3 separate regions of the Homo sapiens genome follow, and regions 2 and 3 are each linked to region 1. A link is a loop called in an ENCODE intact Hi-C map of the cell type or tissue named here. Cell type or tissue: Caco-2. All regions are shown on one strand. Links, peaks and the distances in the headings refer to the core of each region. The heading gives the core; the rest is flanking DNA.

Region 1 (10,443 bases), core at 921-8,920:
CATTCAACTATTTATAGCTTGCCTACTTTATGTCACTTCCCCTCAATCTTCTTTTCATCTCTACAACCATTTCTTCAATATCTTCCTCCAAGTTGATTATGCCATCTTAAAAACAGGGCTTTAAATCTCATCTCTCAACCTATTACCTGGGACAAGCTGGATGAAAAGCCTTTGGTGTTCAGTGTTTGTTAGCCAGTTTGAGTTAAATAAGAAAAGATTGAGCCAGCCACCACTTCTTTGGATTTTTTCTGGGGCCAAATGTTAGCCTAGAATCCTTCTTTTTGGGGAGGTAAGTGAATCTTCAAGTCTTCAGGTTTTCTTGTGATGGCTAGCACTTGGTGTCAGGGTTTTAGAAGCGCAGCCACAAGAATTTAATGAAAGCAGACTTCTTGAAACCAGCAGGTTTCCATTGGTTGGTTGTTTCTAGATGCCCAAGAATAAGGCTGCTGCTGACTGTGGAGTTTGTGTTCCAAGCCAGCCTCAGATTCATTTGAATTACAGTGTCTCTAGAACTCTGGCTTGTCATCAGTAGGGCTTCCCTCCACCACCACCCCCAATCTCCCACATTCTCAATGTCGAGATGAAGTTTTCCCTCAAATGATTAACTGCACATGGTAAGAGTATGTCATCCAGTGGTGACAGAGCTCATACTGAACAGAGCTACTGTCCATCTTCAGGTTTCAGTCTAGAAACCTCTGAGACTAGCACTTGCAGTTGCATTTATTAATACTATGCCTCATTCCAAAAGACGTCCAAAGCAGTTTGCAGAGAAACAGACTACAAAAACAGTGATAATACCAGGGCAAAAGAGAATAGAAAACGTGAAGCTAAAGGTATGATAAAGAAAATCATGGACTTTAATTCATGAAATAAAATTCATATGTCCTATATAGATGAGATTGATCTAGATTTGACACAGCTTCCTAGCAGCCAAAGAAAAGTGAGAACTAAGATTAGTTAGAATTTGGGATTGTGAGGAGAGGAAGGGGTCTAATATCACAGCAATCTGCCCACCCAGACACCACTCTGTGAGTAGGGGCTAAGCCTCCTGAATTCTTGGTACCTCCTACGGCCATACCAATATTTTTAGGGCCAGGTTCACATGGGTTCATGATTCCTTTTTCCAAAGCGTACCTTTGGAAACTGATATCCAAGTTTTCCAAAGTGCAGTTTTGGAATAGAGAATTCATTGAATTGGAGTCACAACCCATTGCAGATGTCAACTCCTCATCTTAGCAATATTCATCTTTGGGGGAGCAAATTCAAATCAGAATGAAGGAATGAGATGTAGCTGCAAAATTAAATGTAATATCACAGGAAAGGACTTTTCCTCCCTGGAGTCTAGTTTTACATTTAGACCCACGTACCCATGAGTCTAAGTATTTCCTAAACTCTCTATGCACAAAGGTCTCAAGAAGATAACAACAACTCATGATCACCATAAATTAAATCAATTGCCTGTGATGCACTAAAGAGGTTTAATGTGGCTCTTTTAGCCTTTTGGATAGTTTTCAAAATGCCTGTAGAAGCACTGCTTTATAGATTTACCTTGGCGCCCCATTCATTCATTTATACAATAAATAATTCTCACACTCTTACTATGTGCCAGGCACTGTGCCAAGCACTAGGGATAAAGCAATGAATAAAAATGTCAGTCTCCACACCCCTACAGTTATAATTATTATTTTGTTATTGTTACTTAACATTAAGAAAAAAACTTAACTCTTGTTGCATTTTCTTCTAGCCAACCAACCAGCCTCTTAAGTATTATCTCATTTCTATTTTGATCTCTAAATTACTCTGTGAGGTAGTCTGGCAGGAATTAATCCCCTCTTTAGAGATCAGGAGAAAGTTTAAAACTTGCCAAGGCCACGCAGAGCAGGGATCCAAAACCAGTTCTCCCAACTCTAAGGCCTAAACTTTCTCTCTTAGACTATTCTCCCAATTAGGCATTTTCCCTTCATTTTCTGACCTCCAATTTGCTAGATGGAAAAGGATAAGCAGCTCTTTATGATACTATAAATACAGATATACAGATTTCTCAGAAAACCAAGCAAGCAAAAAGGAATAATTGGAACACACGTTATTTTTAGACTGCTGCCTGATTTAATGTGAGCCTTCAATGACCTTAGAGGCCCTAGATGGGGGATCAGGCATATTTTCAGGGCTGACTTATAGGTGGAGGGGAATAGAAAGATACTGTGTTCTTATTCTTTGTCACTATCAATTTAAAAGTAAATTAAGTCCCCCAGTAAGAGAAAATAACATTTTTCCATGTTTGTTCCTTTTTACATGCATCTCTCAATAGTTAACATTTGACATCCTTTTGCAGTCCAGCCTCCTTTCCCAACTTGCCAGGGATAATATTTTCCCTATTCCCAAAGCCTTGAAGAACAAGAAATTATAGTGGAAGTGTTTCTGACAACAACACAAATCACCTGACAACATCCCCATTGGCATTTACCATCATGCTCTATGATACATGGACCTGTGACCCCCTCCTCATTTTTCACACCAGGATGCTGGCATCCAGTCATTGGGGTAGAACTGGCTCAGTAATGTTTTCCATCTGCTGGCTTGGCACCAGTCATCATAGAGTGTCACCTGGGTTCTGTCTTACAGTTTCCAGGGCCAAGGTTAGGGATGCTACAGAAGAACAACTACATATTCTTCTGTCGGCACTGTGAACAAAACAAGATTTTGCTGAAGTATCTAAAATAAATTTACTGGAGGAAAAAAAGTCTAGTCAAAAAGTTCAGAAATGCTTTTTTCTACCATCTCTCTTCCTTTCTTCTCTCCCACATCTTCAAATCCTGATAGATCTCGAATGTCACCTTCTCTAAGGAGCTTTTCCCAACACCCTCACCCTTGACTTGCCGCTGCGCCCCTGGAGAACTTAATGCATACCGCATTGCATTGCCATTATTTATTTGTATTTTCCTCTCTCCCACTAGACAGTAAACTCTTCAAAGGAGAGTAGCCACTGTATCTTTTAAAGTTCATAACATACAGTATGTTTCTGTTGAGGAAATGATTTGCAAGTTTAGAAAAAATTAGTAATCTCTGTTAGTTTTAAACTAAACCTACAGGAATAAATTATGTTGAAAGTTGCTATTATTAAAAATGAAGTACTTTAAAATGTTTTTCTTCTATAAAATGTTAGAAATAGGAAGTTTATTGTTTTGGGTTTCAAGTTATCCTTTTAAAGATACATTTTTAAAAACAATTGCAATTTTGTGTTGTTGAAACTCACAGGACATGTAAAATTATTCAGGTCATTTAGATTTGACCTCAGACATGTGGCAACTCTGTCATGAATTAAAAGGCCCAATAAGTTTGTGCTTATCATTCTAAAATGGGTTTCTGCTTTACTTGAAAATTTCACATTATTAGTATATTGTCATCTAAAAGATGTACATGCTTAGTCAAGGTAGAGCTCATTTCTAAAAGAATGTAACACTTTTAAAATATCTACCACTTCGATGATGGCTTGCACAGTTTAGGGTTACATGATGAGGTGGCCACAGGAGCAATTCTGGAAGAAGGAATGTGGGGCAAAAATTTCACTTGAACAGAAGCCAAAACCACCCACCCTAGCATTAAGACCCTTCACACCAAATTTTCATCAAAGGGCAGGAACAGGTAGTCATGATTTGCTCTCATTTAAACACAGCCTAGGCACCCTAGCTCCATCTTGTTTAATCCATGGTTCCTAGGACTATATATGGGAAGTCTTTATCTGCCCTGTGTGGCGGTGGTGTATTTCATTTGTACCCTCGGTCAGTCACATGATCCTTCCTATTTGCAGGGGAGGCTGGGAAACGTGGGCTACTGTGTACCCAGGAAGGAAAGGACTGTGCTGAACAGCTATCTAGTCTCTGAGATCTGAAAGCATCTCACAGGATAACTTGTTTCAGGCATAGGGTCATGGGAGTCGATGAGGGTATACCAACACCAGAGCTATTTGAATGATTAGGATTTAGTGACTGACTGGATGGGGATGTAGAAAGACAGATGATAAGACTGACAGTTTCTTAACCTTTCCCTATCTTTGTCCTTTTGAGGCTCTCTGAAAATTATTTCTAAAAAACAACTGGACAAGGTTCTGGATAGTTGTCTGTTGCAAAGTTGTTCTGAAACAGTAACCGATTAACTCACAAGATGTGTGTAAACTGGCTTTCCACATCCACTCTAGATCATGTGAATTTTCAGAGGGACCATAGTTTGATTTGAAAAGGCATCATCTAATTAATGTGAATTAACATTAGCAAGTACAGTACTGTTACAGACACATTAAAGGCTTTACAGAGAAGAAAAGTCATGAAATGACATGCTAATTTAGTATGTGGGCACCGGAAGAGCTATTACCTATTCAAAAATAGTTGTAAAAGAAAAGAATCAGCCAAGACAAGCTGGTTGCTAATGGTTTTAGTGTGGGAGGAGAAAACTGCATTGCAATTCTTGGCTCTGAGTTAGGGTCAGGAAGATCAGTAGCCCAGCGTTGACCTTTGTGTTTGGAATCTTTCATATTGACTCACCAGACGCTTGTAATTTGGTGAGCCAGATAACAGAAATGTAGACAAGGTCTCTGTGCCTGAACTTTAAACCTCCGAGTAGCTTGTCCTTTATGATAATAATTAGCATTGCTTGGGATCTAAAGCAGAGTAATCACCTAAGACCTACCATATTAATCTAAATTAACTCAGTAAGTTACCACCAGAGAACCCACTGGGAAAATGAAGGTGGGAAGCTGAGAAGCTCAGCTGCATAACTTTATATATTGTTTGTTTGTAAGTCTGTTTGGAGGTGATTTTTTTAAGTGATATGTCTCACAGAAGGAAAGAATTTCAACAACGTTGATACAATCACACATTTACAAGTGTCAGGGTTGTCCAACCCCTTTGAATCCAAGAGGAACTTTTACTCCTTATTTCTTCTCCTGATGTTGAAGTAGTAAGTGTTCTTTTATAATCAGGCCAATGGTATTATTTTAAATTAAGTAATATCTATTTATGGTAGAAAAGTATGAAGATAAACATTTTAAATAGAATTTATTCTCACCATCTAGTCACTGTAAATATTTTGATAAACTTATTTCAATTCATAAGCATATACATATAAGTATCTATCTATCTATACACCTACATAAACAGGGCTTTAAATACAAGTTAATCTTTATATGAAAGGTACTTCCCAAATTATTCATTTTCAAAAGTTTGTTTTTAATGTTGTATTATAAGATTTACTATTTTTTATTTAAGCATTTTCCTATTTTTGTACATTTCAGCTGTTTCCAGCTTTTGAACATCCTTGTGCATAAATCTTTGTCCTTATCTTTGATTACTTCCTTAGGAGAAAGTCTTAGAAATGGAATTACTAGGTCAAAGGTTATAATCCTTTTTAAGGCTCCTAATATCTATTGAACACATTGCACCCTGGGAAATTTGCTGCAGTTCATTCCTATCATCTGGGTATGAGAGGACCCATCTGACCAAAATCATTCCAACACTATTATTCTTTACTTATCAAGTAGAAATTGGACATGTTAGGGCCTCTATAGCTTTACGGGCTGCTTTGCTTCCTAACTGGCCATCTTGAGTATACACTGTGAGAGGCTATCACAACAAACCTTATTATGGCTATCCTTAGTCTAAAGGTGAACAAGAGCGTACACACCATCATTGATGCATCCTGCATGAACACATGCACTGTCTTGTTCTTAATGAGCAAGGTCAGGCTGGCGTAAGTTTTGTTATATTTAGATGTCCTAAGCATCCTTTGGGAGGGTTGTGTTTGGTCTTCAGGGTTGATATGCTGGGTCTCTTTCCCAGAAATGTCTGGCCTAGCAATAAAGGAAACTCCAAGCGTGAAAATTGCACTTCATGGGCCCAGTGGAGTTTTCCTGCTGACATAGAATTGATTGACTAAATATAAATCACTCTGACTTGAGTGATTCTGTCCACTCAGGATGAATTGGAGAGAAATCACCAGAAGGAAATTGGCCTCTGAAGTGTGAGACATTGGATTATTGCCGTCACAAGCAATGCTTGTCAGGAACATTGCATTTTTGCCTTATTTCGGATATCATGTTATTTGGAGCAATATTGGATTTGCCGTAAGATTTAGATCTGTCTTTTTCTGGGTGTACATGTTCTATCAATTCCTTTTCCATTTTAGTAATCTGTGAATAATAGATTTATGATAGTGATGGTTTATAATGCTTGGTTTATTCTGTAACAATATCAAATTTTCATCAACTTTTTCTTAACTGCTCAACAATGTCACAGAAATCAATTAAATGATTAAATAAATATGAGTGTCAGGCCCTATCATGAGCCCTGGGGTTGAAACAGTAAATAAAACCAACAAAGCTCTAATGTAAGCCATCATGGAGCTTACCTTCTGGTATGGGAAGACAACAAACAAACGCATAGTATGTCACATGCTGATGATAGCTCTGGAGAAAAACAGAGTTAAGGAAAGAGAGCAGGATGGATACAGAGTGGTTTAGCAGTGTGCTGTTCTATATAGGATGGTCAAGAGAAGCCCTACTTTAAGGAGCCATTTGTATAGACCTACAGAGAACTGGGCTGTGAGCCGTTTGGATACTTTGGGGAATGACCTACCAGGTAGACAGAATAGCAAATGCAAAGGCCCTGAAGTGGTGGCTTGCTGGGTTTCTTCAAGGAACAATACCCAGGAGGGTGGAATGAGCAAGTGGGAGGAGAAGGAGAGGTGGCAGAGCTCAGTGCAGGTAGGGCCTAGTTTGCCTTCATGGGGATTTTGGCTCTGCATGAGAAGTGTGTCACAGAGGATTTTGGGCAGACCCAACCCAGTGGTCTTTATACTACAACAAATTGGTCATTATTTTTCCCAAACATTAATTTTAAAAGAACTTGATCTTACTAATGTGGGATATTTTAAAGTCCATATTCTCAGGGAATCTAGATGGAAATTGAAACTTAAAAGATAAAACATAGTTGGGTCAAATACTTTAAGATGTTTTCCTTAGGTTTATAAAACCTGTATTGCACCTACTATTTCATCTGTCATCTTTACTACAGATATAAAACAGATAGCAGCAGCATCAGAACTTTGGGTGAGTTACCTCACTATTTCACACAGTAAGTTTTCATTTAACTTGTTTTTATTCATCTTCTCTCTCCTTGTTTTTCATATGTGATTTGAATGTTTCGCACGTTTATTTCTAGTGGGTGAAGAAATATGTGGTACCATTGCATAACTACCTCCACCCCTGGATAATTGTCCTCCTTATTTTTAGGAAGCAGAAAATAGCCTATTGTGTTATAATTAGCCACCGGTGCCCACCCAAATATGATTACTATGGCAAGAACTTTTGCTTCTTTTTGTGTGTGTGTGTGTGTGTGAGACGGAGTCTCGCTCTGTTGCCCAGGCTGGAGTGCAGTGTTGCAATCTCAGCTCACTGCAACCTCTGCCTCCTGGGTTCAAGCAATTCTCCTGCCTCAGCCTCCCAAGTAGCTGCGATTATAGGTGTGCACCACCACGCCTGGCTAATTTTTTGTATTTTTAGTAGAAACGGGGTTTCACTGTGTTAGCCAGGATGGTCTCGAACTCCTGACCTTGTGATCCGCCTGCCTTGGCCTCCCAAAGTGCTGGGATTACAGGTATAAGCCACCGCACCTGGCCAGATCTTGATCATTTTTAAATGTCCTGAAATACTTGGGAAATCTTGAAAGATTCATATTTCTTCAAGATCTCTAAGCAGTTTTTAAAAAAATCCCTACAAGCTCAGTTAAAACTAAATGTTCTAAACAGTGAGAAGTATAAATTTTCTTTCACCTGTCTTCTAATTAGAGCCTCTTACTCATCTGTAGCACGAGTCATTTATTTTGTCTAGTACAAAGAATATTTCGAATACTCATGACTAAAGAGCTCAGGAGTTCTAGCTAAAGAAGAATCTTGAAGCATTGGAGTTTTGAAAATCTGCATAAAGATTTTGAAGATTTTTTAAAGATTCATATTATAACAGTATACCGTTGGTCTAATTTTTCTTAATCTACTAAAAACGAAATAGCACAGGTCAGATGTGACTTGCTTGCTTTCTGCTCCTGTACAATCCAGGAGTGTTAATCAAAAAGCAAAATTTGTGACATCAGTTTTATTTCCATGGCTACTGATTGTAATATTACAAACATGAGATTACTGGCTAGTTCATCATGAAGGTTAAAGAAGATTCCTCCTTGGATAGGATCTCCAAAACCAACACCAAGGGGAATATTATCAGAGCTGCTTCCAGCAGCGTGTCCTTTCAAAAATGTTCTCATTATTCTGAGAGCTTTGTTTTATTTTGTGAGGGTTTTTATCATTTGTTGTTGGTGGTTAATATTTTAATTTTATGTGCTTGTTTGTTTTATTTATTCCTCCACCCCAGGTGACCGTGTAGGAAAATGGTTATTTTAGATGTTAGAAGCCCCTCTGTTAAGAAGCAGTTTCTGCCTTCGTTTAATTCTTCTTCCACAAATAAGATTTATTTTGGAACTTCAGTCAAAAACATCTGTACTTTGTACAGGACAAACATCTGCCTTCCTACAAGAGCTGCTGGCCTTCCTGATGTTAGATAAATGCATTTTGTTCTTTGAAAGCCCCTCATAGAGAAGAGACTGTACAATAAGAGAAGCCCACTCATTCTTGAATCCAGAGCGCCTCGTTGTGGCTCAAACATGTTACTACAGAAGACCGTTTATCAATTTGCTATTTCTCTTCTCCCCAAACTTAATCAGTTTTAAAGGTAGAATATATTTTAATAAATATATTATTTGACCATGCCATATGGTCAAAGCTTCCAGGAACACATAGATATGTGTTACCAACTTGGAAGATAAACTGGGGTTGGGTACACTCAAGTTATTTTTCTAATAGTGATGGAAGACGTGTGCTGATAAGTTTTCAAAGTCTTATCTGAACCGCCTGATGACTGACAACGTGCGTTTGAGAGATTTTGCTTCTCCTGGGAAGCTTGCCCTGATTCTCCTGCTGCTTCTTCCAAAGGTTCGTTTTGTTTTTTGGGTTTTGTTTTTGTTTTTTTGCATATTTTCCTGTACTCCTTACTAAAAATTCTTCAGGGCAGAGCTGCTGTCTTACCTTTGTATTCTCAATGCACAGCACAGTGCCTGGCAAATAGCAGGTCCCCAGTAACACTAGATGAATGACAGGTGTTTTAGGACCAACTGTGGTGGATCAGAAGAATAAAATCCATAATCCTGGCCTGTGTCCTGACCATCCAAGTATATGGTTAGTCTTTATTACTGTGTTTTTTTGTATTTACTCTGTTAAAATTACCTTAAATATAGTGAGCTTTGCTTAATGAGAAACTGATGTAGCAAATAGCAGACCCTGTAATACAGCTGGTCATTTTAACACAGTGCCTTTTCTCCTCCTGACTCACTGACTTTTGGTTTGTTTTGCTAAATCATTACCTTGTAATGTCTAGTTTTTATTCAAAACAACTGCTACTAAGTACTACACCAGTAAAACGTTCTAGTGGATATTATAAATTCAAAAATATTTCTATGTACCCTTATAACAGGGAATGCTGAGTTAATGCGTTTTTCACAAAATAGAGATTCTCTAACCATTTTTTGGTTGTCCCCTTACCGTCTGTACCAAAGCAAGCTATGTAGGACACTGTTTTTTTCAAAAGGTGCATTTAAGTATGTTTTAAGAATTGAGGTATATCCCACCAAGCTCGTGTATTTATTCAAGAAGCATTTATCTCCTGTTATATGCTTGGCATTGTGCTGGAGTTCTGGAGGTGGCTAAGACAGTCCTTCCTGGAGCTCACGGGGGAGCCCAAGGAGCCCTAATATCATGTGATCTGTGCTATAACAAGGACTATAAACACAGAGGGCTGAGGCAGCACTTGGAGAGGGTTGTGCCTATGAGGTTCTTGATAAATGCTGAATAAGCTGAATTCAGGGCCTTCTCAAGGTGAGTGAATCACCTTTGTGTATTGCAAAGGAAAACTAAGAATAGTGTCTTGGATGACAGGGAAGAATAACTGTACAAATAAATGTTACATACCACACTTAAAAATGTCAACTTGGACAAGGCAAGTAAGGAACACATGGATTTTAGGTGTGGCCAGTGAAAATCAGAGACTCTGACTATAATCCCTTTCTAACCTCCCCTTCAGTGCGTAACTAACACTGTTTTCACAAAAACTCTGAAACTTTCTTTTCCAGGCTTTTATACAAGTTGTTTCTTTTGCCTGGAACAATCACTGCCACTCCATCTCCATACCAACTCCTTTCACCCTGGAGGAAGCCTCCTCTGTCTCATAGCACTCTGCACTTCCACATCATAGCGCCTACCATACCATAATGTAAACAGGTCCACCCATTTACCTCCCTGCATCCCCTGCACATGGCAAAGGGTGTATGTCTGTTTTTCTCCGGGACCCAA
Region 2 (10,443 bases), core at 1,631-9,630, 170 kb before region 1:
GAGTAACCCAAACCAAAAATCAACCCAAAGTGATTTTCTCTGAGAAGTAGGCGCAGACTTGGGAAGGGGTGAGGTAGGAGGCTGCTGCTTTTCATTGTAAATTATTCTGTCCTATTTGAATAGAATCTTATGAACCATGCTTATATTTTACTTTGATAAGAATAAAATATTTTAAAAACAACGGTGATAGAAACAAAAAGTACTCAAAGTTCTATATTTTTAAAAAGGCAAGAAAAATATTTCTTCATGTACTCCATTGTACTTTTCTTTTCCCCCTTAAACAGAGGTCTTAATTTGGCATATAAGTAACTGCTCTTGGCTTTGTTTAGTCTCAAAAGTTCCCTTTGTTGGTAAGGTGAAGGTTTCCAGAGAAGACATTTTTCATAATCTATTTGGTTAATTAGGCGAGGTTTTTTGATGACTGAATAAACCTGACCAATGACCTGTGGACCATTTTGATTAATTTTCAATAGCAAATTACTGAAGTCCATAGATTTAAGTGATGGATGTAGTGACACGATGCCTCAAGTACTTCTTAAATTATTTTTTGTCTTTTGGTTACTGTTACCAGAATATACTTGTATTCTGTAGACCTGTTTCTTTGAAACAGATAATCACAGCAACCTTGACTGTCTGGAATCCTAAAGCTGACTAACCACTTAAGAAATCCTGTTACATTCTCCTTGGAGGTAGTGGTAATCTTAGTTCATTACATACATTTTAATATCAACATTTGTCTTAGTTTCCTTTACAGATGAATTTTGTTCACTTCTTAACATTGTCATTCCTGGATAGACTTGTTTTGGTCATATATATTATTCCTGAAAACTTTATTTGGCTGACCTTAAAGTTATCCTTAGTTTTCAGGAAATTTAGCCATTTCTCAGTTTAGCAGTCTGACAAGTTAGATGTAATTTATGCTTACAACTCGTTTACAATAAGGAGGTTGTTTTTAATTTGTATATTTTTATATTTCCTGAGTATGTAATCTTAGGCTTCATAATTTCTTTTGTGCCATTAACCATGTATAGATAATCAAACCTTCTTGGTGTAACATCCTTAAAGATTCTTATAAGATGCTGTTGTTTTGTAATATTTTTAAATGTGCTATCCTATTAGCACATTTATTATATATTACTAATATCCTATTAGTACACTTACTATAGTAAGATTAGCATTTACTATACAGTGACAGCTCTTCCATGACCTTTTACATCTGTTATCCCATTTAATCATCACAGCAAAACTGTGAGTAAGGCAGAGGAGGAATTACCATCCCCATTTTGTAGATAAGAGAGGATGAGTGACTTGCACGCAGTCATACATTGAGTGGGTCAAGAATGGCAATTCGTGGGGTTTTCTTTTGTATCGTTGCCATTTATTGAATAGTTCATGCTTTCCCCTCTGATTTTTTAAATAAACATTTTATTTAGAATACAGTAGTTTATGTTTACAGAAAAGTTGCACAGATAGTACAGAGAGTTCCTATATACCCCTCACTCAGTTTCCCCTAGAAAATTTGATTCTGACCTTGATTTCATGTTACTCTGCAGTAGGATTTAAATCTACGGCAGAAGGAGTTAAGAGTTTAATGAATCAAACAACAGAATGCAGGGAGTTAAGGGTTCATGCTTACAAACGATAAGGAAAGGTACTAGACTATATACAGCAGGACTTTCAACCCTTCCCTGGCCAGGCAGGCAGTAGAAACAAGATGTAAGACAATAGGGAGTCGTGGGGACAGTGGTGAACCTGAAAACAGGTGCCTAGTGTCAAGGGGCAACTACTCTTTAGTTCCTCTTTTTATTAAGCAGTTCAACTTCGGTGTTGCTTAAAGTTGCAGATTTTTAAGAGAAGTCAGCAGTTTGAATTTGTAATGGGAAATTTGTTAATTTTCAAGACACTCTTTTTGCTAAACAAAACATTTGACTCCCAGAGTCCAGAGCTGGGGATTCCTGACATTAAATGTTAATATTACTGTTCCCCTGTTAAGGCATGTGGGGACAGCCAGGGCTAAACTTATCTTTCCATTTACCTAGAGTGGTCTCTACTGGAAAGGAAATCAGGAAAAGAGTGCTCCAGGGACAGGGACTGTTACAAGCAGTAGAAGTGGGACTTTTTGCATCCAGGAAGCCCCTTTCTAATTGGTGCTTTCTGTTTTTCCAATAGACAAACCTTTTTGCAGTCACAAAGTGTGTTCCTATTGTTTTCTATGACAGTTACTTATTTAATTTCTGTAAGAGAACATATAACCAGCCAGGCGCGGTGGCTCACGCCTATAATCCCAGCACTTTGGGAGGCCGAGGCAGGTGGATCACGAGGCCAGGAGTTTAAGACCAGCCTGGCCAAGATGGTGAAACCCCTTCTCTACTAAAAATACAAAAATTAGCTGGGCACGGTGGCATGCACCTGTAATCCCAGCTACTCGGGAGGCTGAGGCAGGAGAATCACTGGAACCGGGGTGGCAGAGGTTGCAGTGAGCGGAGATCGTGCCACTGCACTCCAGCCTGGGTGATAGAGTGAGACTCTATCTCAAAAAAACAAAAAACAAAACCCATATAACCATAATTTATGAATATTTTCACACTTGATTTTTTTGCTAATGAATATCACTCAAATGTTATGTTCGTTTGTTTATTTATTTCTTATTTTTTGAGATAGAGTCTTGCTCTGTTGCCCAGGCTGGAGTACAGTGGCACGATCTCAGCTGCCTCCCAAGTAGCTGGGATTACAGCCACCTGCCACCAGGCCCAGCTAATTTTTCGTATTTTTAGTAGAGATGGGGGTTTCACCATGTTGGCCAGGCTCGTCTTGAACTCCTGACCTCAAGTGACCTGCCCTCCTCAGCCTCCCAAAGTGCTGGGATTACAGGCGTGAGCCACAGCACTCTGCCCTCAAATTTTATATTTAATACTGTTTTAGATCTAAAGCAAAGTAAATGCAACCCTTATACTTTCTGGTTATTGGTGTAGTTTTTTGTGATAACACATTTCATTTCTTAAATAATTTTTATGTCTTAACTTCTGTAATATAAGGGAATATTTTATAGTGATTATGGTTTTAAATATATTTATAGGAATTCTCTAGTTTTAACTTCTGAAGGAGTTCACAGACATAACCTTCTGTAGTTTATTTGATTGGAAAATCTTCATATTTAATTTGAATCAGAGCACTTCATGATTTAGTTGTAGTTCTCTTGTGTTATATTTCTTCGTTCATTTATTCAGCATCTATTATTTCCTTGGCATTGAGGATTCAACAGAGAACAAAAAACAGACTGAAATCTCTGCCTTCATGGAGTTTATCTTTTAGTATGGGAAGACAGATAGACGATGAAGAAAATAAATAAGTGAATCATATATTAGAAAGTATAATGCCGTGGATAAATGCCATGGAATAGGAAGTATTAGAGGTGGAGTAGTTTGCAATTGTAAAAAGGAGGGTCAAGAAGGCCTCACTAAGAAGGTGACATTTGGACAAACACCTGAAAAGGAATAGCCACTTGTATCATCTATTGGCAGAGGTTATAGCAAAAACAAAGGTCCCGAGATGAGAAGTGCCAGGTGTTTTCAAAGAGCAAGGATGCCCATGTGGCTGGAGCACAGCAGGCAAGGAGAACAGCCGAGGTCAAACAGAGCCTGTAGGGCCTTGTAGACCATGATAAGGACACATACACAAAACACACACGCCAACATCTGTCTATGCTACAGTTTCAGAGCTGTTTCTCAGTAGTCAAGTAGAAGATGCCAGTGATTGGGGATTATTTTTCATTATTAAAGTATTTTGTGCCTGTTGAAGATAAGGCTAAGGAGAAGATGAGGAGATACATTGACTGTTTCAGGAGGGATTCAGATCAGTTAAATATTGGAATGTGACTCCAGATTATCTGGTTTCCAATATAGAGTTAGACCTTTCTGTGTATTTTCATATCATGTTACTGATATCTTTATTATAGCATTCATGTTATTGTTTAGTTTGTATTGAAAATAAGTCCCAAAAGATTAGTTAATTCACGTATTCATTTTTCAGCAAAAATTTATTGGGTGATGTTGTGTTCTAGGCACTGGGTTAGGCTTTGGAGTAAGCAGTGATATACACTTAAGGATGTAGCCAATATTCTGGTGATGTATTCTAGTACAATGACAGTCACACAGATCTGCTTGGAGGTAGCATAGAGTAACCTCCTCCAGTCTATTTTGTGTGTGTCTAAAAGCAATTTAGGTAGTGCTATGCACTGAATGTTTGTGTCTCTTCCAAATCCCTATGTTGAAGCCCTAAGCTCCAATGTGATGGTATTTGGAGGTGGGGCCTTTGAGAGGTAATTAAGTTTAGATGAGGTCATGAGGGTGGGGTCCTTATAATGGGATTAGTACCCTTATAAGAAGAAATTAGAGAATTCCTCCCTTACTGCTCTCTCAGGCCCCGCCATGCAAGGATACAGCCAAGAAGGAAGCGAAGTTTGCAAGCTAAGAAATGTCTTGTTTAAGCTACCCAGTCCATGATATTTTGTTATAGTAACCCATGCTGACCAAGACAGGTAGATCAACTGGGGAGGGAAGGGACAACCATCTAACTTTCCTTTCCCCCATATTTATTGTCTCCTTTTAGTCTCATGTGACAGAATCTAAATCAGATGGTGATGAATAGCTTCAGGCATGTTTGGATCCAGCTTTTAAAAATAGTTTATCAGGAATCTGTTTTTCTTTGTTTTTTAATCCTACTCACTTTTTTACTGTTTTGTTTTTAGATATCCTCTTTCCAAGTGATGGCAAAGCTGTGCCCAACAGCAATAGCTTACATTCTTTCAGCATGAAACTCCAGCAAAAGGAACGTGCTTCTTTCCCAGGAGCTTAGAGAAAAGTTTTAAGGCTGATAATTCTTGTCACCAGTGGGACTAGCTTGGGCTATGTGCTTGATGAATATTTATTCTGTCTAGGGGAATGAATACATTGCATGAGCATTCCTGAGTTACCTGTCAGTTCCTGAAGTTTGGAAATGGAGGTGATCATATGAACCAAAATGGGAGAGTCCCCTAAATAAAAACTGGGTGCTATTATTCAGAGAAGGGGCAATGGATGCTGGGCAGGAAAAAAACAAGTGAGCACTGCATTTGGGATAGACTGGATAGACAATTTAAACAGTTATGTACTTAGACCTCCCCGCCCTTTTTTCTAGCATTTTGTGTTCAAGATTTATCTTACTAGATGGAATTAAGAATTTTCAACTAGGTCTATTCTCTCATTGGTTTTGAAAAGGCATGAGTTAATAGATTGCTTTCAATACTGTAATACCATGGCTTTCACTACTGTTTACTTTGGGAATCTTTGGTAACAGTCGTTAAGAATGAATGAACGTGCAATCTAGTTACATAGTGATGTGCCTGCTCCTTCCTTGCCATGTAGGGAGGATGGGGCTAAATATATTTGTATTCAGACTGGCTCCCTTATGAAGTTGGCCCTTTCGTAGATTTATTATGAAGTTGGAAAGCCACTAAACACACACACACACACACACACACACACACACACACACACACACACCAGTTTTGAAGTGTGAGGACTTTGTCCTCTAGCCTATTTTCAAAGTGGTTGAACTATTGTTCCCTTAGCTGTAACCAAGCATTTGAACTGTCAGGCAAAAGGTTTCTTTAAATTTGCAGAAAGCAATGAGTTACAGCGTGGGTAAACACAGATTGGAAGTGTTTCTACAACTATAACCATACAGATCACTAAATCTTCCATAATTAATGTTTGCTTTGCTTTTTCTTTTTGCTGCTGAGTAAGCATGAGATTAAGGTTTTAGCTTTATCCAGTACTGCTTAGTTATTTGTCTTTTTTTCTATTGCCATTTAACCATTAAGCATAGGATGTTCCCTTGAGTTGTTTTTTGTATTTGATTGAATTTTTCTGCTAAACTGCTTGAGCTGTTTCTGTACCAATAGAACCTGTGGGCTGAAGCTCATTACTGTATGACTTTTATAAGGAGCACAGTGCAGCCACAATTAAAGATATATTCTACCTGAACAATGGGCAAGAATATCTCTTGATGTTTAATTTTTCCTTTTGGAAAGATAATTTTTATTTTGTTAATTATGAAGATATGTTTATCATAAAGAATTTAGAAAATGTTATGGTTTTCCAAAGTCATCTATAATTTTATTACCTGGAGATAATCAGTGTTAGCATTTTGATATCTTTCCTTTCAGATCTTTCTTGTGTGTGTATATACACACACTCATACCTACACACATTTTGTTATTGTTGTTGTTTTAATGAAAATGGGACCATATAATAAGCTGTTATATCATATTTGTTTCATTTATGGCATTAAGTATCTCCCACAAGATCACAGCAGTCAGTTTTGTAAAGGTATTTAGTTTACTAACTAGTCTCATTGTTAGATCACTAGGTTATGTCTAGTTTTTCACTCTTATAAACAAGGCTGCAGTTTACATCTTTGTGCATATCAGTGATTATTTCCTTGGTATAAATGCCTCAATTTCCTAGGTCATAACATATGTACTTTTTTCTTTTTTTAGATTTTTATGGATGTATAATAATTATGCATTTTTAGGAAGGTATGCACATTTTAAGGCTTTTGATGGTTATTGGCAAAGTGCCCTCAGAAATATGCCAATTTAAGCTTTCCACAAGACTCTCTATGCTGTCCATTGCTTCACAGCATTGTCAATATTGCTGATTTAATAAGAAGAAAAATTTAATGAATACTTTCTAATTTCTTAAATAAGGTGTGTTTTCTCATGTTTTTCTCATTTGTATATATTAATGTTTTGTGAAATGCTGAGCTCGGCTTTCCTTTCTTTTCTACTGGAGTTTTAATCTTATTAATTTGTACAAGCTTTTCATGTATTTATGACAGTAATTTTTTTTTCTGTTTGTCATTTGATACTGATTGACTTGATTGATACTTTTATAGCATAAATGCTTTTTTCTTTTTACAGTCAACTCTATCTTTTCCTTAATTGGTTTGTTTTGAAATGTTTATGGAAGACATTATGTCATGCGTTGTGTTGAGAGCCTGATAGTCATTATCTCCTTCATTCCACTGTGCAACCGTGTAAGTCAGATATTGTCATCATCCCCATTTTACGGTTGAATAAACTGACTCTACAAACAGCAAATTGGGAATCAAAACCATGTAGCCTAACTCAGAGCTGGCTCCCTTGAACATTTATTTAATTCTTCTCTTGCTTGATTTTGCTCTTGGTGTCCTATTTAGGCCTTCTACCTCTAAAGATTTTGTAACCATTCACCTGTATTTTCTTTCAGTATAATTATGGTTTAATGTTTACCTAATATTTAAATGTTTTATCTCATGATCTCTGGGATCTCTTTTGTTCTGTCATCTGCAGAAACAGAATAACTGCTTGTTGCTTTTTATTCATGACTCTTTCTTTGTTTTTAGAGCTGCTGCTAAATTCCTTTCTTCCTTTTTTCCCATATTAATGCTAGTATAAGTAAGTTCAACAAACATTTTCTGGACATGTTCTTCGTGCAAGAATCTCTGCCAAGCATTGTAGGAATACAAAAGTGAGTAAGACAGAGTCTGCCTCCCCAGAAACTTGTGATGTAATGACAAGAAAGAGAAGCATTCATAAAGAGCTTTAGGGGGAACTATGGTAAGTCCCGTAAGAGATACACATAATATAGTGGGAAAAGGGGGAGGTAGAATATAATATGAATTGGGAAATAATTAAGGAAGGATTTGTGAGGAAGTGAAATTTAAACCAGATCTTGAAGGGTGGGAAAGACTCAGACTCTAAAACTGGGATAATAATAGCACCATCTTATAGGACTGTCATAAAGATCAAGTGAGTTCATACATGTGAAGCGTGTGAGACACTACCTGGCATGCAGTCAAGACCTAAGTCAATGTTAAGCACTGTTTTCATGATCACAACTTGAACAAAAGTTAGAAAAGTGCTGACTGTAGAATAAGGCCTACCCTGTAGATTTTTACTTACGAAGCAGAATATCCCTTTGATTTTTTTGTGTTAGTAGTTGCTGAATTGTACATTTCACTGTTTTCACAAAGTTATCCATGTTGCATCTCAAGGAGGGCAGGATATTTCTGAAGGAAAATAAATTTAATTAACTTGGAGCCAGTTTTATTAACTTTTATATATTATGCTTTTATTTTGAAAATTGTTCATTGGCTACTAATTAACCTTAGAAAGAGGTTTAAGAGAGTCTGAGAGCCTTAGTTAAAGATTGTAATCACAGTTAAATTTAAATATCTTCAAACAGTGATATATATGTTATGGGTATGCCTTTTATTACTCTTGGTAACTTAATAGAGTAATTCCAGCTTAATTTAGATAATAAAAAGAGTTTTAAAAAATTATATTTGATACTTTTGCTGTTTTGGGGACTTGCAGGTTTCTCTTGGTTGCTGGTAGGACCCTGCCAGGGAACAACAGTCAACATGAGAGACTAGGAAGCAGGAAGCTTGGAGTCTACAATAGAATTTTAAGAGCAGCACTATATAGCATAATGGAGTGCCACTTGAAATGAAATAAATGCGTTATAATTATTATTATAATTCAAAGCAGCTAAGAGTTACTTACTTCTGTAATATATCTAAAATGTTAGTTTCCTATTCAGAGCAGCATTTTCAAGGGTGCCATTCTTGGTTTCCTGGTGCCAAGTATTATTTTCGATTAAAATTGCCATGGTTTACTACAACCTAAGGGCATGAGATAAGGTGTTTTGTGATTATGGTTGCTATACAGTTTACTTATCATAAATTTAATATCACAAAGGATTATCATTTCAAAAGAATTTTGTTACTCTCTATATTTCTCTTTGGATTGCAGGTTCCACTGTGTCAGCCCCTGTAGCCTGAATTAAGTGAAGAATATTTTTCTCTCTTATCAGTCTATAATGTTGAGAGTCAATTAGCTATTGGTAATGTTCACTGGCTTCTATTTAGGGAGAGTATTTTTATATTTTATTTGTTTTTTTCTAAATGCTTTTTCCCTCTAGCAAAGAGATGCATCAAATTCATCACAACAAATCCATCTACAAAGAGAATGCTTGCTCACCAGGAAAGTTAATCTCTTGTAGCTGGTAGAAAGATTGTTTCATGGGCCCGCAGGGTATATTAGAGCAAGTAAGAAGTTTCCAAGCTTCTACAAAGCCTCATGATAACAAACAAGAGTAGTTCTTTTTGCATAGCACTATTGATACTTGACATGAAGTAAACAGTAAGTGAGGGATTGATGAGTTGAGTTCCCTATTGCCAACAGCTTGCTTAAGAGTGGTTCACCAGCCATCTCAAAAGGCCTTTGGACAAACAGAGTAGATATTAGTTAAATTTGCTAGGATATATCTTATGCTTTTCTAATAAATGGACCCTAAAATACAGTAGATATAAGCAAGATAGAAATTTTATTCTTTCTCATGTAAAAATCTCCATCAGTGGTCTAGAGCTGGCAATGCAATTTCTTGGTATGAGGGTTCCAGTTACTGTTGTTCTGCTGTCTATACTATATCCATTTTGTGGTCCGAAATAGCTGTTTTAGCTCTTGAAATTATTTCCTGATTCCAGAGATCAAAGATAGAAACAGAAAGGAACAGATGGGTAGAGTATGTTCCCTTTAAGGTGATGACCCAGAAATTGTAATTTCACTACATCTCCCACCCTCCCATTGGCAAGATCTCACTTCCAGGACCACATCTAGTTGCAAGGACTGGTGGGAAATGTGGTCTTTTTCCCTAGGTAACCATGTGCCAAGCTAAACGGGTGGTTATGTTACTAAATGATGTAAGGAAAATTGAATATTTGGGCACAAGAAACAATCTCCAATACAATGGCCTTTACCACTAGTTATAGTACGGAAAGTCAGTGACATAAATTACATTTTTAAATGGGATATTTTTCTAGGAGTAGGTTACGTTATCTAGCTAATTTTGTAGTCTCTGAAAGGCATTTGTTGTATTAGGCAATGCTGATGAAACTGGCTACATCATCATCCTTGCTTGGATTAACTGTTGTATGTGCTTGCTCAGATTAACTGTTCTGTGTGTCATTGTTATGCAGATATGAAGCCAAGAACATGCAGCCTGTTATATGTTCAGGACACTTTTGAATGAAGAAATGAAAGCTAGTACAACTTTGTTCTAAAAGGTGTTTCTTTATAACTGTTAAGTAGTTTCCATCATCCTAGTAGCCAAAATGTAAGAAAGATGGAAGATTTCATAAGGGTTCCAAAGTTTAGGCATGTTCTTATTTTAATCCTGTTAAATGTTAGTTTTCATTTCTTTTTTTTTTTAATTTTATTATTATTATACTTTAAGTTTTAGGGTACATGTGCACAACGTGCAGGTCTGTTACATATGTATACATGTGCCATGTTGGTGTGCTGCACCCATTAACTCGCCATTTAGTATTAGGTATATCTCCTAATGCTATCCCTCCCCA
Region 3 (10,443 bases), core at 1,060-9,059, 100 kb before region 1:
TGAGAGCAGTGACTGTGTTCTCCACCTTTGCATTTCTAGCTCCCATCTGAAAATGGTGGTGCTGAAGGAAGGAATGAACAAAGAGTTTTGACATTTTTATGATGCTCTTCACTTTTCTCTTCTGATTTGGTTTAAACTCAATGGAGGCTAGATTTATAGCTGATCCTTTGGGGTCTAGACCTGGTTCTAGGATGTTAGCTAATGAGGGAAGTATTTGATAATGACCAATATTTTCTAGAAAAATATTCTTTCTTTATAAAACTTTGCTTACACTATCATGGACTTTCTTCTCTAATCCCGATAAGCCAAATATTGTAATAATATATCATCTTCTTGACAGCGAGTCTAGTTATTCTTCCCCCAAACCACTTTGTTCATCTAGAATTGAGTCTCCTATTTTTCTTTCACACCTACATATTTGGAACTGATTTTCTTTAATAATAACTTCACAAGAGAAGGACACTTAACCTATGCATAGTTAAGATGAACTTACTTTCTATGCTTCTTTTCTCAGAAGAAAATTTTATAGTTTGATCCTCAGCTTTCTCTGGCCCAACCATGTGAAGTTTGGTTATCAGACACTATTAATTTGCCTATATAAGTGGAAGATTTGGTGTCTGTTTGTCAAATACTTGGTCCTGTGTTCCTAGCATGCCAAACAGCACTGATAGGAATTAATATTTATTTTACACCAAAAATGACCAGATATAGCACCAAACCACCCTGTGGGATGTCCTAGCTCACTGGTCTCATAGTCTAAAGCAGGAAAGCAATATATTGGACCCTCTAATAGGACAAAGCCCTGACCCCCAAATATTCTATTTCTATGGACTCATCACTAGAGTACACAAAGCCTTTGGACTCTTGCTTCCTAGTATGGGACTGTTGTTACCACAGAGGTACCTATGAAAATCCATTTTAATTCTCCTCTAGATGGAGTGGTTTCCAAGCACCATTCTGCAAGCCAGAATCACCTGAGACGGTTGTTAAAAATACAGCTTACAGGTCCTACCCTAGACCTACTGAATCAGAAAGCTGAGGAGGCCTGTCTGAAGATCTGTGTGGAACTGGAGCAGTGTGTTCTGTCTGGAGCTCCCTTGATCAAGCATGAGGAATGACTTTCCTTTGAGACATCATCTCACTTGAGCTACCCAGGGCCTTGCCCTTTCTTCTGGAGCAATTAAGGTCCTAGGTCAATGAGTGGGGTGAGAGTTGTGTACTTGGAGGGGATCAGTTGAGGTTTTGGGTTTTAGTAGCATTTTGGGCATCAACGAGCATCACCTCTTATAGGCACACAACTGGCACCTTGCTAGGAATGTTTGTCAGTGCCCCCCCCCCACCCCCATCTCATGTTAGCAGCAAGGTAACCCTTAGGGCACTGGTTTGGCTGCTCCCTCAGCTGTCTCTGGCACTGGACAGTCCCCACTGTTGGTTTCCATGGTCTCACAGTCACCTATTCATGCATTCCCTCTCTCTTCCCATTTCCTTAGCCAAACCGGAAACATTTAAAAACCTAGCCTGGGAGTGAGAAAGCTCTATATGTACACAGCCTAATCTTTTTGCCCTTTGCTTAGACTAATGTTGTTTAAACTTAATGTTCAAGTGTTTGCAAATCTTGCTTTCTGTTTCTGCAGAAAATAATTCGTGTCTAGCTATCAGGCTAGGATAGGGTGGAAATGGGGGGACAGAAACATACCTTGCAATAGAAGAAATGAAAATGAAAACTGTAAATATCCAGCATGCTATTCATTGAAAATGTGAATCTGTAATGAAAATTTTGTCTGGAGAGAGTGGGTCAGCAAAGTAGTCCTTCAATAGCCATTTAATAGGAGCAGTAAGGGAGTATTGGACAGGAATTGTACGTATATTCCAAATAATCTCACAGTTCAGAAATAAGCCCTAATTTTTTTGTATGAATAAGCCATAAGTTTATTATGTTAAAAATATAAAATAATATAAAATTAAAAATAGAAAACATGAAAAATAATATAAAAATAAGTTGACCATAATAATATTAAACATGAAAACATTTAGAATAAGTACAGCTGCCATTTACTGAGTGCCTATAAAATGCCTTGCGTACTTTCCCTCATTATACCTCATAGCAATCCTGTGAAGTAGGTGTTACTACCCAGTTTACAAATGAGGAAGACTGGGCTTAGAGAGGTGAACTGACTTATGTGACATCACAAAACTATTAGGTGAAAAAATTACAATTCAAATGTAGGCCCATCTGGAGTCGAAGTCCGAGTTCTTTATGTCTGCGTGTATTGCCTACTAATTCTGGACCGAGAGGCTCCGACATTCCCTCCCCACCTATTTATTCTGCTTATTTCTCTTTGTTTATTGTGACACAGCTGTGCCATTTAGTGGCTGAAGTTCTTGGCAGGATAGGGTTTATGCTGAGGCTCTTCCTTCCCTTTCATGTTGAGTGAGCTGCGGCTTGTCAGCATGTCAGGGTTCAGAGGTCAGAGTTCAGGATTTTTTTTTTTTTTAGACGGAGTCTCGCTCTGTCACCCAGGCTGAAGTGCAGTGGCACAATCTCAGCTCACTGCAACCTTCACCTCCTGAGTTCAAGCAATTCTCCTTTCTCAGCCTCCTGAGTAACTGGGATTATATGTGCCCACCACCATGCCCAGCTAATTTTTGTATTTTTAGTGGAGATGGGGTTTCTCCTTGTTGGCCAGGCTGGTCTCAAACTGCTGACCTCAGGTGATCCACCTGCCTCAGCCTCCCGAAGTGCTGGGATTACAGGCATGAGCCACCGCGCCCAGACTAGGGTTCAGAATGTTTTTTGCTTGGCATCAAAGTGAGTGAGTCTGGGGAAGTTTATTCCTTAGGTGATTCCATCAGGTCAGAATTGGGTTCAAATGGATAATGTGATGTGATGATGGCAGCTGAAATTAAAAGCAAGAACTCACTTTGGGGGAAAAAAAACAAGAAAAATAAGAGTGACCTTGGTAGCTGCTTATATTAGCATTCTTGATTAATGTCTGCTTTAAAAAAATCACACGGGTAATGCAGCTATAATCATTGTACCAGTCATAACCAATTAGTTATGTTTATGTAATATGAAACAATATGCAGGCAGGGCTGCCTGGAATCCCACTTTCTTCCACAAAGGGAGTCAAGATCACATGGATTGCCACTTCTGCCTGTGCCTTGCCTTTGCAGGACACTATTCTGATTGCGACCAGGTCTGTTACGTAAGCACCGCATTCAGTTGGCTCTGCCAGTAATTCACAAAGTTACTTCTTTTGTGGACGTGGAAGGGACCTGAAAGAACTGTCCATAACAGCATGTTCCCAATTCAATCAGCCTCTATCCTTCTACGCCTCAGAAAAGAAACTGGATGGCAGGCTCATAACCAGCAAGCCCTAGCTGTTCTGGAGCCCTGTTTTGTTTGGCCTACTCAGTGTTTGTGATAACTTTCATTTGGAGCCCAAACTTGAACAATAGAGACTTCACATGAATAGCTGGATTTTGTTTGTGTGTTTCTTTTTGAAAAATGCAAGGAATGGTAGGAACTGGTGGGAGTTGAATCATGGTTGCCCCTTAGAAGGGGCCTGTGCTCCCAGCCCACCCCAGAATCAATCCCTTTCATTCTCTTGTATTACGTGTGGGCCCTTAGGTGCAGTGGAGTTTATGGCCTCTGCTTTCCCTTCACTGTCATGTTTTCCCTCCACCACCCTGTTGGTGGAATAAAAGATTATAATGAGCGACAGTTCTGATCAAATTGGAAATAGTTCACTTATCATTGTGTCAATTTTTTGTAAACAGGAACTCAAGATCCACACAGTTATAAATGTCCTTAGAGGCCCAGAAATGTATCAAGTACCGGATATGGCACGTAGTAGCCGCTTGGCAAGCGTCTATTGAGTGAATCTACGAATAGAACTCCTGAGTGTGTGGGGACTCAGGGTCATTTGTTTGGCTGGAAGAAGAGACCTTACAGGGCAGTTTGGGAATATTAATGACACTCTTTAAGTACACAAAGAGTTTGGATGACAGCTAGCAATTTTTTTTCATTTCCATAAAATACAGGATTTTATTTTTATTTTGTGATGGGATACCTTGGCCATGTTATACCAACACCCTTCTGGGGGACATTAAACTTTGGTGACCTTATAAAATTTCAATAAATTTTCTTTTTCTCATCCAAGCAAAATGTCCTCTTGGGTTCAGTTGGGTATGACGCCTGACAGTCTCTCTAACCTGATACTGTCTATTTCTCCCAGTGTGGACTGTGAAACAGGGACCTCTGTGTCTCTGTGCCCCAGAGACATTTGATGTTAACCATGAACGCTTATACTGTTAATAACATTTAGGTCCTGTCCTACAAGGAAAAATACAAGTTATTAATGCTTCTATCACAGTGATTTAGGACTAGGGCTTCATAGATTGACAGGGTTTGAATCTTTGTTCTACTATTTGTTCATCATGTGGCCCTGAGCAAGTTATATCTCATTGCTGTGGCTTAAGTTTCTCATCTGCAAAATGAGTATCCCAGTAGTAAGATCATAGCATAGTTAGAACAACGCCTTAAACATAACCTCCAGTAAATGACAGCTGCCATTCTGGTGGTAGTAATGATAGCAGAAGTGATATCTGTCTTAAATTATAAAAATGTGCCACTAAGAACTTTTTTTAATTTAGTTTTTTGTCTCTTTTCCCCCAGCTTTATTGAAGTATAATTGACAAATAAAACTGTGTGTATTTAAGGTATAGTTTTCGTCAAATGCGTTTATTACTTTGAGAATTGCACAGCCCTTTTGTCACTAGACTGTAAAAATATTGGATACATTTTCACCCATTAGTGTGTGATTGAGTTGGATTTGGTGAAACAAGAACCCTTCAGGTATGCATAGAAGGGGCCCCTTGCTTTCCTGGTTATGACAGGCAGAGGAGGCCTGTTTGAGGGAAGGTAATTATCTTCCTGCAGTAATTACTTTTCTATAAAAATCCAACACTCTCTCACCCCTGATTACTGAAGGAAAACAAAGCTCTGGTTTCTGTGTGAGCTCCTTGTAGTGAGAGGCCAGCATTGGAATGTGGTGTGATGTCACTGCTGATTGGCCCCAGGGTTCTGGGTTTCATCTGTGTTGTTGGAATACCTCAATTTATCTGTTTTCTACAGGGGATTACAGCACTCTTCAGGGGTTTGGAAAGTTCTGAAATGAAAGCATACTTCAGGGGTAACACATGCCTATACCAAACACTGGCAGTCCTCACAGGGCTAACAGTATATGCTAACCTTATGGAGACTTTATTTTTTTCTTAACCATCAAACCACAGGAGTTTTAAGCTGGCTTTATTACCATCTCTTCCTCTGATCCACTCCCTTACTTACTTTGGGCAGAAACTTTATTTTATTTTTATTTATTTATTTTTTGAAACAGTCTCGTTCTGTCGCCCAGGCTGGAGTGCAGTGGTGCAATCTCAGCTCACTGCAGCCACTGCCTCCTGGGTTCAAACGATTCTTGTGCCTCAGCCTCCCAAGTAGCTGGGACCATAGGCACCCACCACCACACCTGGCTATTTTTTTTTTTTTTTGAGATGGAGTCTCGCTCTGTTGCCCAAGCTGGAGTGCAATGGTGCAATCTCCGCTCACTGCAACCTCTGCCTCCCGGGTTCAAGTGATTCTCCTGCCTCAGCCTCCTGAGTAGCTGGGATTACAGGCATGCACCATCATGCCTAGCTAATTTTTGTATTTTTAGTAGAGACAGTGTTTCACTATGTTGGCCGGGCTGGTCTCGAACTCCTGACTTGAAGTGATTTACCCACCTCGGCTTCCCAATGTGCTGGGATTACAGGCATGAGCCACCGTGCCCAGACAGAAACTTGATTTTAGTAGCAAGATTACAAATGTTTATGTTGGGCCTCTTCTTTCCAGTTACTTAAAAATGCATTTCAAGTCTCTACTAAGTAACAGTGAATTCTATCAGAGTTGTTTCCCAAAGTGGCTTTTGTTCCCCCATGTGATATGGATACCACTGAAACAAAAGCCTTTTATTTTATTTTTTTTTTACGTAGATGCCTTGTAGATTATAAGAGGGAATAGATATAGTGTGGCAGTTAAAAGGCAGAAGCAGGGAGGGAAGTCTTCTAGAGTCAGAATCGAATGTATCCCTGCTAATTATGTCTGTGACCTTGGCAAGTTCTTACTTCTCAGTTTTGTCCTTTGTAAATCAGAAGTCATTTGTGTCCCGCCCTCTGGGTGGTGGGTGGGATCACTGCTCAGCCCACCCTTAGTAAGCACTCAGCCACTAATATGTTACCTTTATTACTGCTTTACTGTTATTGTACCTTGCTGTAAACTGAACCTGGAAGAAAATTCTACTTATTGCAATTATGAGATGTCATGTTTTCAAAGGATTTTCAAAATACTTTTTTTCTGATACAAATATTTGATTTATCTCTCTTTGTGATTGAATCTCATTTCAAATTTTATTGACCACCACAACCTCTTTATTTAATCAATAACTACTCAAAGACGGAGAAATGCAGTCACCAATATGACTTATGTCACTTAATTTTAACTACCAGGAGACCACGAACTGCTTGAGCTGGTCATTTCATCAGTTGTCCCTTATTTACTGAGCACCTACTATGTGCCAGGCAGGAATGGGTTCTGGGAAAACAATGGCAAATAAGAAAAAATCCCCTGCCCTCAAAGAGCCTGTGGTTTAATGGCAACATTACTTCTTACTTGTGTTTGTGTCCATCTCACATTTTTGTGTCTCACATTTTTGTTTGTCCATCTCACAAACACATCTCACATTGTGTTTGTGTCCATGTCACATAGTACCTGGCATACAATACTGATGCTCAATCAATGTGGGGTTGTTTTGGGTGAATTGAGTGCAGCTTAACTGAAATGGAAGTCCAGTGCTATTTCTGGAAATTTTCTTTAAAAAAATAAGATTTTTCCATGAAAAGACCGCCTTGTCTTTATGTTTTATTTATTAACAATCCCAATCCATCTGATTGGATGGAAAAATGAATCTAGCTGATTACCGTTTTCTTGCTTTTTAAAGAAGCCCTTTGCTGTGACTCTATTTATATAAAATTGCATGTGGTGTTTTGGTATATCAAGACATGTTTAAAAGAAGGTTTTTCTAAAATATAAACCAAGGTTGGGACTTGCTCTTGAACTTTACTGTACTTTACAGCATGATGAGTTCCTTCTCTAGTGTGCACAAAACTCCTGGTCTGCCCACAAACCAGCAGCCTTCCCTTCTACACCTCCAGATAAAGAAGAAAGGCAGTGGATGGTGGGATGGGAAGGAGGTGGCGAGAGGAAGACATATTAGGTGCTTGGCTTTGTATGGAACACTGTATGTGTTTTTTGTTTTTTGTTTTTTTAAATCACCTCTTACCTTTGAGGTAGATAGTGTTGATCACCTGTACAGATAAGGAACCTAAGGCTCAGAGGTTAAGAAACTTTCTCAAGAACACTCAGTAGAGAGGTAGCAGAGTTAGGATTTGAGCCCAGGTTTGCCAACCCCAAGCTGCTGTATATGGGAACAAGAATGCACCTCTTCTCTATCTAATAGATATTCTTGGCTAAGTCTTGCAAGGGTGAAAATTGTCTTACTCCAAGCTGCTCTGGGCCAGGTAAGACAGATCACAGGAAGTGGTAGGTTAAAATGTGGCCCCTCTTGTGCTACTCCTGTGTTCAGCTCTCCTGGGGTGGGGCACAGCAGCTTGATAGGAGTCAGCGTGGTCTGGAATTCCCTCAAGTTTCCATGGTTTCAGTTCCAGTACACAGAGTGCTACTCTCCTCCTGTAGAAAATGAGAAGCACTCCTCTTCTGAGTCTATTTCTCAGGATCTGTTAGATAAGATGCAGAAGTTTTGTCTAGGTCTAGTTAGAAATCTTGCATCTTTGGTTTTCTTTCTTCATCAGCTTCTTCAACTTTCATTGCATATGGAATTCCAGGATATCTGTGACAAGGTGATGGTACTTAGAGGCTCTGTGGTTGCTTTAAGACCTGTTGGCATCCAAAGGATATGTTAACATCCATCTGCCTTCTACCATCTCCCTCAAAACCCCAAATTACTGTGCTAGCTCTGTTATTTGTTGAGAAGTATGTGACTCAGGGTTCTTTTCATTGTCAGATATGAAAGAAAATCCAACTGAATTAATCATATTTATTGGTTCACAAAACCCAACTCTCCAAGGCCATCCAGCTTCAGGTATAATTGGATTCAGAAGCTGGAACAGTGTTATCAGGACTCCATCTTCCTTTACCTCTGCAAGTGCTCTTCTGTGTAGTATATCCTGTTATGTCTTATGTAATTGTTAGCTGTTCACCAAATATTTCCAGCTTTCTTCCTTTTGGGTAGGATTCTGCTTCTCTGTCCCCTGAAGTTAGGTTTGGCAATGTGATTTACTTCTACCAATAAAGTGTGGACATAAGAGGCATGTGGCACTTCTGGGCAGAAAGCTTTTAACAGCCAGTACATTATTTATTATGTCCCCCTCTTCCTACCATGGCAAACATTGAAGCATGTATCAAGATGGGGTGGGCCTTCATCAGCTTAGATGCATGAGTGATATCAACGAGCAGAGCTTCCCTGCTTGTCACTATGAACATTTAATGTGAGAGAGAATTTTTGTTTTACTAACTGACTGAGGTTTTAACATTTTATTATAACATAATCCTTTCTATCCTGACTAACATACATCCTCTATGTTCATATACAAATGAAAACAAAAGGAATTTCTATTCTGGTTGCTCAAAAAAGTGTCCTAGTATTAACTCTGAATAGCTATGGTTAGTGATGTTCCCAATTTCTGAACGAATCCTGTGTTCTGATTGGCCAGGTCAAGGTCACATCTTTATCCTTGAGTCAGAGGGGAAATCAGCCCATCCAATGCTCATGGGCAGAGTAAAAGAGATGTAGGTACCCAAAATAAATAGTGATATCAGAAAAATGGAGGATGAGTGCTAGGCAAATTAAAACAGCATAGGTCTTCTATATGATAAGAAAGGAAACATTTCTGCAGCATTTTATTTTTATTCTGGAGCAGGCATCGCATTGTTAGACCTTTTAGAAGGTCAGTGTCTTTCTAAATCTATTGAAGAGAGTTTTATGGTCTTCTTTATTGCCATACTATAAATAGATATGTCAGGAAAAAGTTATAAATTTGAAGCCTAAAGTAGAAATACCATGTCAGCCCATATCCACTTGTCAGTAATAAAAGTAAAAGATTAAAATACAAATGTGACTACCTTTCCTTTTCTCAAGTTTCTTCCACAGTATCACCCAAATTTCAGCCTTTATTCAGCTTTAGGGAAGATACCTCCAATGAGATGACAGGTCTGCCCTCTCTGTCTTTGGATTCTTACAGCAATTGATCTGTCTACCTCTCACTGACATTCATTAATTCTGCCTTTTAGGACTCAAGATGAAAGCAAATTTTGTACCACTTCCATGTGTGTGGAAGCTTCTAGGATGGACCTGGCACTAAGTAAAGAACAGGTTCTCACTGTATATTTTTAAAAATTTAAAGATACCCTGACTCAGTCTTTTCTTCTTTGGGTTAATCTTATCATGTTCTTTCAGTTTTTTCTTGAATTAGTGTTTCTAAATCTCCTAACTGTACTGTTTTCTCCTTCTTGTGCTCCAATTTGTCTATGTATATGATTTGCTTTCATTTAAAAAAATTCAGTCTATAATCTCTGTCTTTTGTGTGTGTAGACCACTTACATTTATTGTAACTATTGAAATGTTTGGATTTAGGTCTACCATTTTATAATTTGTTTTCTGATTATCCCTTCTAATTTTCATTCTTCTGTTTTCCCTTTCCTGTGTTCTTTGGGGTTATTTAAACATTTTTTTAATACTCCATTTTAAAAACATCGTGTTTGCCTATTTCTGTTTGTATAGTGTTGTTAGAGGTTGCTCTAGGGATTAGAATACACATACTTAACATGGTCTATTTACAATCAATATTTTACTACTTCAAGTGGAACATGGAAACATTACTCATATATCTCTAAATCTCTTTATATTGTAGTTCTCTCATATACTACATTTATATACATTAAAAACTCCATTAGATAATGTGATCATTTTCAATTTCAATTTTCAAAACTATTTCTGTTTTTCTTCCTTTATTTCTGATGTTCCACTTTTCCTTCTGATATGATTTCCCTTCAATCTGAAGAACTTCCTGAAGCAATTCTCTTAATTTTCTTTCAACTGAAAATAGCTACATCACCTTCAATTCTGAAAAATGTTTTCATTGAATGTATTTTTCTTTCAGCCTTTAAAAAATGTTCTACTTCCTTCTGGACTCCAAGAGGTTCTGATGAGAAATCCACAATTATTCAAATCAAATTTCTGGCTTTTGGGCTGGATTGAGTACAGGCTGGGAGGAAAACAAGAAGAATGATATACTTACCACCAGTTTACTGAGACTTCAAAGTATGGT

What was found. A loop is a pair of places that touch in the nucleus more often than their neighbours do. Peaks named below come from ENCODE experiments on the same cell type or tissue, not always from the same donor. Only the 100,000 strongest peaks of a DNase experiment are listed, where the experiment ranks them.
Region 2: a loop joins it to region 1, with 9 times the contacts of the local background. A loop is called at or near these places in 38 of 110 quality-filtered maps.
Region 3: a loop joins it to region 1, with 7 times the contacts of the local background. A loop is called at or near these places in 10 of 110 quality-filtered maps.

What each region holds. Positions count from the first base shown.
Region 1 is chr4:53,014,052-53,024,494 of GRCh38, reverse strand. All of the region lies in intron 5 of SCFD2 (sec1 family domain containing 2), which reads left to right. Among named protein-coding and RNA genes, the nearest start is that of SCFD2-AS1, 92 kb to the right of the region's middle. In Caco-2, for the core only: CTCF peaks have their summits at 8,460 and 8,662; DNase peaks (open chromatin) are centred at 4,504 and 8,673.
Region 2 is chr4:53,183,516-53,193,958 of GRCh38, reverse strand. All of the region lies in intron 4 of SCFD2 (sec1 family domain containing 2), which reads left to right. Among named protein-coding and RNA genes, the nearest start is that of SCFD2, 180 kb to the left of the region's middle. In Caco-2, for the core only: no CTCF peak of the experiment used is centred there; a DNase peak (open chromatin) is centred at 5,498.
Region 3 is chr4:53,114,428-53,124,870 of GRCh38, reverse strand. All of the region lies in intron 5 of SCFD2 (sec1 family domain containing 2), which reads left to right. Among named protein-coding and RNA genes, the nearest start is that of SCFD2-AS1, 190 kb to the right of the region's middle. In Caco-2, for the core only: no CTCF peak of the experiment used is centred there; a DNase peak (open chromatin) is centred at 5,060.